Regions from separate parts of the Homo sapiens genome. Here region 1 is linked to region 2. A link is an interaction called in ENCODE POLR2A ChIA-PET data of the cell type or tissue named here. Cell type or tissue: OCI-LY7. All regions are shown on one strand. Links, peaks and the distances in the headings refer to the core of each region. The heading gives the core; the rest is flanking DNA.

Region 1 (4,384 bases), core at 131-4,130, 150 kb after region 2:
GCCTCCTCAAGTTCCTCCTGGGGTCAGTGGGCCCTGGAAAGGCGCCTAAATGAACTCCAGTCAGTTTCTTACGGAAATGAGAGGAGAATAAGCAGGTATCAGACCATAACTGTTTACATATGATAGAATATCAAACCAAAGTTAGACCAGACCTTAAAGAAATTCCACTACTCGATGGAATGAGGCTGTTTGTGAATAGGCCATCCTGAGTGATAGATGGTAAAAGACACAATGTCCAGGCTGTCATTGATGGAAACAAACAAACCTTATGAGAAAAAGGTAGATTACCCAATAACTGCTCAGCCCAAACCTGTGAATTACATGCTCTTAACCAAGCCCTGAAGCTCATATAAGGCCAAGAAGGCACTGTATATGCTATTTCCAGATATGCCTATGGAGTAGTACACACCTTTGGAAAGATCTGGACAAAGTGGAGCCTAATAAATAGCAGGTAGAAAGAATTGGTATATGGGAAACTGGTCAAACAAGTTTTAAAAAGCCTCCTGCTTCCAGCAGAGGTAGCCATAGTTCATGTAAACGGCCATCAGAAAGGAAACTCTATAGAAGCTAGGGTTAGGGTTAGGGTTAGGGTTAGGGTTAGGGAACAGGCTTGTGGATAAAGCTGCTAAGCAGCCTCCCTGGAGGTAGAAGTTAAACTATTTGGCCTAATCCCAGATATCCCTAAGGTGGTATTAAAACCCCAACTTTCTGAAGAGGAGGAGGAAGAGCTGGGCAAGATAGGGCCACTCAAACTGAGGATGGGAGGTGGGTGCTCCCTGATGGGACCGAAATGATAAGCAAACTCACAAGGAGAGAACTGATATCCATACTCTGTAAGGGAGGTCACTGGGGTCCCCAGGCCATGTGTGATGCAATACTCAAGAATTACGGGTGTATAGGGATCTACACCCTTGTTAAACAAGTGTGTGGGTGTTATGTGACCTGCCAGAGAATAAACAAAAAGGTAGTTAGAAAACAGACTACCGGCCGGGCGCGGTGGCTCACGCCTGTAATCCCAGCACTTTGGGAGGCCGAGGTGGGCGGATCACGAGGTCAGGAGATCGAGACCATCCTGGCTAACACAGTGAAACCCCGTCTCTACTAAAAATACAAAAAAATTAGCCGGGCACGGTGGCGGGCACCTGTAGTCCCAGCTACTCGGGAGGCTGAGGCAGGAGAATGGCGTGAACCCGGGAGGCGGAGCTTGCAGTGAGCCGAGATTGTGCCACTGCACCCCAGCCTGAGCCACAGAGCAAGACTCCGTCTCAAAAAAAAAAAAAAAAAAAAAAAAAGAAAACAGACTACCGGAGGGAAACCTCCTGGGTTAAGGCCATTTCAAAGCATTCAAGTAGATTTTACAGAAATGTCCAAAATAGGGAGACTAACGTATCTGCTGGTAATGGTAGACCACCTCTCCAGGGTGGAGGCCTTCCCCTCCCAGCTGCCACTGCCGGGGATGTGGTCAAAATAATCTTAGAACAAATTATACCCAGATTTGGCCTGGTAGAAAATACTGATTCAGACAATGGGAGCCACTTTAACTTGAGGGTGCTAAAGGAATTATGGAAAGTGTCCCTGCTGGAGACAGCAACACACTCCAGTCTTTCTTCATAGGCAGCTGTCCTTCCTGTTTTGTTTTTTTAATCATAATAAAAGAAATCTCTAAAAACCTCGTTTCTTAAGCCATTCCATGGTCTCTTGAGGGCAGTAAAATGTCTTAAGAATGCCATATCTGATCAAATCACTCTTGCTATAGATTATTTCTTCGTTTTTGGTTTGATGAAACAAATTAAAAACCCTTTTTGTCATACAAACAGATACAAAATCATTTTTATGGTCATGTTATTGGTCAGAAGATAAGTGAATGGGTAAAGAACTTTCAGAAGAGAAAATAAAACAAAGCACAAGAAATAGTGGGATTAGAAAAATCTCTACGCCTACAAAGGTTACTCTTCCTGGAAGTGAGAAAAGAAGATACAAAAGATTCCAACAAGAAGCTTCCAGTAAATGAAACAAGAACATATTTCCCAGAAAACTGGATAAAACTGCATTACCGAATACCCTGGACTAGAGAAAGCTTAGATGTTCCTCGTGGCATCTCTCACTTGTTCTGGAAGTATTATCTTTAGTTAGGGGTATTTCCTTAACTAATAAAGCCTAGCATTGCTGTTGTTGCTGTTTCTGTCCCTAAAAATATTCTCTGCGTCACTCCTCTGGAGTCCACACATGGCCTCAAGGGGCAGGGCGGAGGGGCAGGGAAGAGAGGCCAGGCCTTTTGAGGCCCTGAACAATAACCTATGTGCTCTCAGCCACCCGCTGGCTGTGGCTGGGGACATGGGAAGCAGCTGTTCACCTTCCTGCCTCACTTTCGCTTCCCATACTTGACAACACCTGCCTTCTGCTATCCTCCTGCCCTGGTGGTTACAGGCTGCAACTGACAAGCACCTGGTTCAAAACCTAGCTCTGCTCTTCATCAGCCACATGGACCATGCTCAAGGCATTCGTTGTCTCTGATCCTCAGTTTCCTTGTCTGTAAAATGGGAATAATATTTCACCAGCTTCTATTAGGGGTTAAACAAGATAATTCTTGCATAGCACATAGCAAGCACTCAGGACATGGTGGCTAGTATTTGCTTCCTCTCTCTCATGGGTGGGAGACACAAAACCGACACAGAGTTAGCAGGACTTCTCCTCCAATCATCTCTAAACATGCTGCTGACAAAAAGTTGCGTGCCTTAACGAGCAGCAATTTGAGGGCAGCCCAAGCACCAACAGGTTTCCCAAGCACCCTCTGGCGACAGCCTAGGTCACATGAAGGGGCCAGTCTCAGAGGATGCTCAAGGCCTGGCAGGGAAAATTACACAAGGAAATTGGCCTGGGCAAATAGCTGACTCCAAACAGGAGTTTCACATCCCTGCTGAGGAGAGCCCTCTGGACAGAAAGTCAAAACTCAATGACAAGACAAAACCTTCCTAATACTCTCTGGGATATTTTAATACGCCCTCCCAAAGTGTCAAAGTACTTTGACCTCTATTTTGGTTTTTATGCCTCCTGAATCTGGCGATTCAGGACAAATGAGACAAAAATGCACAGGGTGGTAAAGTGACAGGTCACACAGTTCCCTAGGGCAGATTCCTGTAGCTCCACGTCGGAATTCGGCCATCTTCCTGGGCATGGAGCCCAGGTCGGCTGGATTCTGCTCTAACTACACAGCTCCTCAGATCACCCAGGAGCACACCTGCTCTCAAAGCCCAATCCACAGGAGCAAGCCCCCTGTCCCCAGGATGCTCCCCTCTGTGCAGGTGCCACTCTGTCCCACCCCAGAGCCCAGGCTTCAAACCCCAGGATTCCCGCCCCCACCCTGCCCCTGCCAGCGGGCAAGATGCTCCCGCCACTGCAGGGGGCTTGTGGGGATTTTCACCCCATCCCAACCTCTCCAAAGACCTCTCCCAACCAACCAGTGAACCATGAAGGAGACAAAGAACACTTCCTTTAACCTCCCCTGCCGCCATCGCTTTCCTGGGGCGGGAGGCAGAGACCCAGAGCTTGGGGCCAGGCAGGCAGGGTGGGCCTGCCCCATGGGGCCTGTGGGGGAAGCCGAGGGCTTTTCTGCCCTTTTCTAGGGAAAGAGGACGCGGCTGTACCGCCCGACCGACCCACGCTGCCGCCCTAAGCCACCAGTGCGTGGTGCCGGTTTCTCAGCAGCCTGGATGCGACTCCCGGAGCAGGCACGTGAGGCCGCGGCGCCCCAGCCCAGCTGTTTGAAGACGTAACTGTATCGACTGAGAATTTAATTGCTCCGTAATCGCTGGGTAAACACTGGCTGGTCCATTGCTCATGTTTCAGGCCCCATCACAGCCGATGGAAAGAGGCAGGAGAGGCAGAAATGCCCCAGCTATGCCAATGCAGGGCTATCCCCGCAGCCGTTCTCGGAAGCGCGCCCCGTCCTCCAGGGTACCCCGCGTGGCGGCCTCGGCAGAGCCCCTGCCTTGCTGCTGCCTAGCGGCAACGACGCCAGCCACGTGGGCCACCAGGGCGGGCGGCCCGGGAGGAAGTGGTTAGGGTAGGAGGCCTCTAAGGGGGCGCAGTACGCCTCGCCAAGTGGGAAATGCAGACTACAAAATCTTTTTTTTTTAAAATGGGCGTGGGAAGGACGTAAAACCCAACGCAGAGAAAAATAAAACACTGGGAGGCTGCACACTAAAATATTAACATCAGTTAATTCTACATGATGAAGTCCCATTTATATTTTCTTCTTTATATTTTGTATTTTCCACATTTCCAACAACTAGCGTGTATGACTTATAATCAGAGGAAATAGATGTTATTTAAGATCCAGTGAAATGGATGGGAGGATTTCTCTTGAGCGCTTAAAAAAAATTCT
Region 2 (4,384 bases), core at 307-4,306:
CTGGAACGTGTTGACTGTGTCTTGTGTGGGAACGCAGAGTACCCACAGCCCTTGGTCATTCACGTGGGTCCTGTGTGGGGAGGTGGAGGCAGCAGGGCGGCGGCTGTGGTCTCCTTCTCCCTGGGTAGAGCCTGCCTTCCAGCACTCTGATTCTGGTGGAGAGTCCTGACATGTTTGGGAGTCCTGCCATCCAGTCAAGTTCTCTTTGTTTAACCCTTACACTACCTACCCGTAACTTCTTCCCTTATCAAGCACAGGGCCTGAGCACTCCTCGCCCCCATTCGCTGATGGATGACAGCAGCTGGAGGGGAATGTTCTGAGGGACTGGGGAGCTGCAGGCAGGGGCCCAGGTTTGCTCTGGAGGGCACGAGTCACCCAGGACCACTGGCTGGGTTAGTGAAATGGCTCCTTTGCCAAGGTAAGCGGGCTGATCAAGGATGTGTGTGGTCAGTAGAGGAACCTGGACCTGCCTATTTTTCTGTTTTTTTTTTTTGGTGTTCTCAGCAGTTTAAACTTTCTGTCATCAGTTAACTCCTCTCACCTCCCACGCAAAGCAAACTCCTACAGAGAATGGGCCCTTAAACTTCATCTTGTCATTCTCCTGTCTCTTTGCCAAAGAAGAGACTGCTGCCTCTTCCTGAAAGGACCCTTTGCTGCTGATGTGGGAAGGAGGCTGGGGAGAATGGAGACCCTGTAGATTGGTTGGACCCCTTTCCTCCTGGTTTAATGCTTTTATTTGAACTCACCATTCTCAGACTGGGGCCTTGGCTCCTGGGCATGGGAAGAGTGTTCTGAGCAAGGACGCTGGGATACTCCAGGCTGTGCCATCCTTTAGTAACGTACCCGACTGGCCTGCTCCTGGGCCCTTTCTTTAAATTCACAGCTCCAAGTAGCCACTCTTGTGCTTGGCGGGGAGGGGAGGGCAATCAAGGAATTGGATTCGTAGTAGTATTTGTTTAGTGAGAAGCTCAGGGATGAAGAAGTCCTCAGAGCACAATTTTAGTTCCAAACTAAAAATGTAAGTGACATCTTCTTTGGTTTCTTCCAGCGTCAACATGTGGTAGATCTAATTTGAAATGAGTTCCAGAGCTGAGGCAAGGCTATGATAGAACACAAGGCAAACAGCTGAAAACTGTAGTCAAAAGGCAGGGAAGCTGAGAAAGTGATTCAAAGAAGCCCATCTGAAATCGGAAGCAACAGGGACGCTTTTAGGGAGGTGAGTGAGAGGGATGCCCGCCTCCACCATCTCCTGGGTAAATAATCTCCCTGCTGTCCAGGACCTGCAGCTGATCCACCCCCAGGCACCTGCTTCATCCTACTGGCTTTATAATTTCCAGTCTCTTTCCATTGCCTCGGCGCATACTCAGCCAAGCCCTGAGCCTGTGTCATTCACCAGCAAATACTTACTGAGCACGTAGCAAAAGCCAGGAACTGTTCTAGGTGGTTGGGATACATCTATAATCAAAACGGACCAATTCCCTGTCCTCATAGGGCATACATTCTAGAGGAGGGAGACAGACACTACACAATAAATGGGATAAATGAGTAAATTAGGTAGCATTCCAGAATTAATGAGTGCTATAGAAAAAGAACAAGGAGAGCTGGGTAAAGGGGATCAGGAGTGTGGGTGTGGGTGGTGGCAATTTTTAAAAGGGTGGTCATTGAGAGCATGTGAGCAAAGCCTTGCCAGGAGTGAGAGAACTGGCCATGTGGATATTATGGGGTTGGGTGAAAGTGCTTTCCTCTAGGCAGAGGAAACAAAGGTTGAAACGAAGCAAGAGTCTGGCTGGCTTGTTTGAGGAGGACTCAAGCCTGGAGCTGGGCAAGTGAATAGAAGGTAAGGTCAGGGAAGTAAATGGGCTGGGGACAGGGAGAGGGGCAGATCAGGTATGTCAGGTTGGCCACTCTCAGACTTCAGCTTTTGCTCTAGTGACATTCAGATGCAGGGCAGGGTTTTGGGCAGCAGTAATCTCACATTATTTCCGCCCCCTCCAAGATGGAGTCTCGCTCTGTCACCCAGGCTGGAGTGCAGTGGCGTAATCTCAGCTCACTGCAACCTCTACCTACTGGGTTCAAGTGATTCTCCCGCCTCAGCCTCCCCAGTAGCTGGGACTACAGGCGCGCGCCAACACGCGCGGCCAATTTCTGTATTTTTAGTTGAGACGAGGTTTTGCCGTGTTGGCCAGGCTGGTCTCGAACTCCTGACTTCAGGTGATCTGCCCACCTTGGCCTCCCAAAGTGCTGGGATTACAGGCATGAGCCACTGCGCCCGGACAGTCATCTTACATTTTAAAATAATCTCTCTAGCTGGTATGTTGAGAACTGAGTATAGGGGAGTGAAGGCAGAAGCTGACTGGTTATAAGGCAAAAATCTTGGAGTCATCCTTAATTTCCTCCACCTCTCATAGCTCTTGACTCTACCCAAACACCCAGGTCCTGGGAGCTTCAGGACCTCTCCAGCTCCCTGGACCCTGGTTGCTGGCAGAGCGAGTAGCTCAGCACCCGAATGCCTGGGACTAGAGCCCCCGCGATGAGATGTGCAGGACCCGACCACTTCTCATCCCCTCCACTGCTAGCACCCATCTAAGCAATCCGAGAGTTTTCACCTGAGTGACTGGAAGGAAGGAGCTGCCATTCACTGAGACGTGGAAGGCCATGAAGGGAGCAAGGTTTTGTGTTTTGTTTTGTTGTTGTTGTTGTTTTTAATAGAGAGGGGGTTTCGCCATGTTGGCCAGGCTGGTCTCAAACTCCTGGTCTCAAGTGATCTGCCTGCCTCGGCCTCCCAAAGTGCTGGGATTACAGGCATAAGCCACTGTGCCTAGCCCCAGAGGAGCAGGTTTTGAAGGGAAAGTAAGGAGGTGAATTTTGGGAAAGTTGAGTTGAGGTATCTATCAGATGTCCATGTGGAAATGGCAACTGGGCAATAGAATGTGAGTTTGGGGTTTGTGAGAGAGATCTGGCTGGAGGTGTGTATTTGGGGATCATTAGCATTTTGATGGTATAAGAAAAGAAAGTAAGGACCTTTAGTGGGTCTGGGAGAAGATGGGAAACCAGCAGAGGAGACAGAAAATGAGAAACTGGTAAAGCAGGATGAAAACCAAGAGAATGAAGTGTTTTGGAAAGTCGAGTGAAGAAATTCTATCAGGGAGGAGGGAGAAATTAACTGCAGCAAAGGCTGCAGATAGGTTAAGAAGATGAGGAAAGGAAATTGATTGTTGGTTTTAGCAGCTGGGAAGTCATTGATGATAAGAGCGGTTACAGTGGAGGGCTGGGGACAATGACTGATTGAAATGGATTTAAGATAATGGGGGAGATGGGAGAAAGGAATTGGAAATAGTAAATGTGGGTTATTGGGGCAAAATGTGGGAGTAGGTAAAATCCACCCCTTCCTTGTGTATTTCCCTTCTGGGCGGAAGGGGGCCATGTGAGTCCTGCGTAGCAGTGACAGTGTGCCAGTGGCCAGACTCCTCGGGGGTGGGGCCCTGAGCTGGCGAGGCGGCTGAAGAAGCTTGACATTTGAACTATTCCTCCAGCCCTCCACCCTCAGCTGCCAGGAGGGAAAGCAAATACGATTTTCTACTAGGGCCTGCCCAGTTAAAGTTCCAGTCATGGGACGAGGAGATGCTGGATAACGCAGGAGGCGTGATGTGGGAAGAAGGTAGCGGGAGAGGGTTCTGGTCATAGGACTGTCCATAGCCAGCGGGGAATTTAAATCACCTTCCTGCCTATCTCAGCCCAGATGAAAAAACCGTCTGCCAACATTTTCACTTAATTTCTAAGTCCAGGTTGCTGAAATTTCACTCGGGGCAGAAGTTACCCGTGCCAAGAACCTTTTAAGTTTTCCACTAGTCTCAGGACACCAGCTGGAGACCATCTTTTGCGAGGACTTCCTCCCTGTCCCCTCCAACTCCTCTTCAGAGCCTCAGTCTTCCCATACCTAGGTCCTGGGTGCTTCAGAACACGGGCCTTCAGCTGAGACCTCTCCAACTGCCTGGACCCTGGCTGCTGGCAGACCAAGTTGCTCAACACCCAGAATTAACTTGGGACTGGAGTCCCCATGTGAGGCCACGACAGGAGGCACACAGCAGGACCTCTCAGAAGGGCCTGGAGGGGAAAGATCCCTCAGCTCCAGCCTGTAAAGAAGGTGCACTGGGATGCCCACACAAAGAGGATTCCCTTGGCAGCAAGGAAAACCATTAGCCCTGTGCTGTTTATAGATAGCAGAGAATAAAGAGAAATAAGAAGCACTGTTCGTGTGTTCATATAAAAGTAATGGTTAATTTAGCAGTGAGTGACAGTGTGTTACCAAGTGTAGTTAATGACTCAGGGCCCACTGTTGGTCAGGCTCATGCCGAGGACAGCACATAACTCCTCATGGAAGCTC

What was found. Peaks named below come from ENCODE experiments on the same cell type or tissue, not always from the same donor. Only the 100,000 strongest peaks of a DNase experiment are listed, where the experiment ranks them.
Region 1: POLR2A ChIA-PET joins it to region 2 with 5 read pairs; 2 of 35 experiments call an interaction of 5 or more read pairs at or near these places.

The regions. Positions count from the first base shown.
Region 1 is chr12:104,311-108,694 of GRCh38, reverse strand. All of the region lies in intron 2 of IQSEC3 (IQ motif and Sec7 domain ArfGEF 3), which reads right to left. It overlaps IQSEC3-AS2 (IQSEC3 antisense RNA 2), which reads left to right. Exons shown (of 2, transcript NR_184284.1): 2 at 1,818-2,171. Among named protein-coding and RNA genes, the nearest start is that of IQSEC3-AS2, 5.3 kb to the left of the region's middle. In OCI-LY7, for the core only: a CTCF peak has its summit at 2,401; a DNase peak (open chromatin) is centred at 2,374; H3K4me3 peaks cover 1,441 bases; H3K27ac peaks cover 2,842 bases.
Region 2 is chr12:253,305-257,688 of GRCh38, reverse strand. All of the region lies in intron 2 of SLC6A13 (solute carrier family 6 member 13), which reads left to right. It overlaps LOC102723544 (a long non-coding RNA gene), which reads left to right and starts at 390. Exons shown (of 3, transcript NR_120482.1): 1 at 390-418; 2 at 1,049-1,216; 3 at 3,942-4,247. In OCI-LY7, for the core only: no CTCF peak of the experiment used is centred there; no DNase peak of the experiment used is centred there.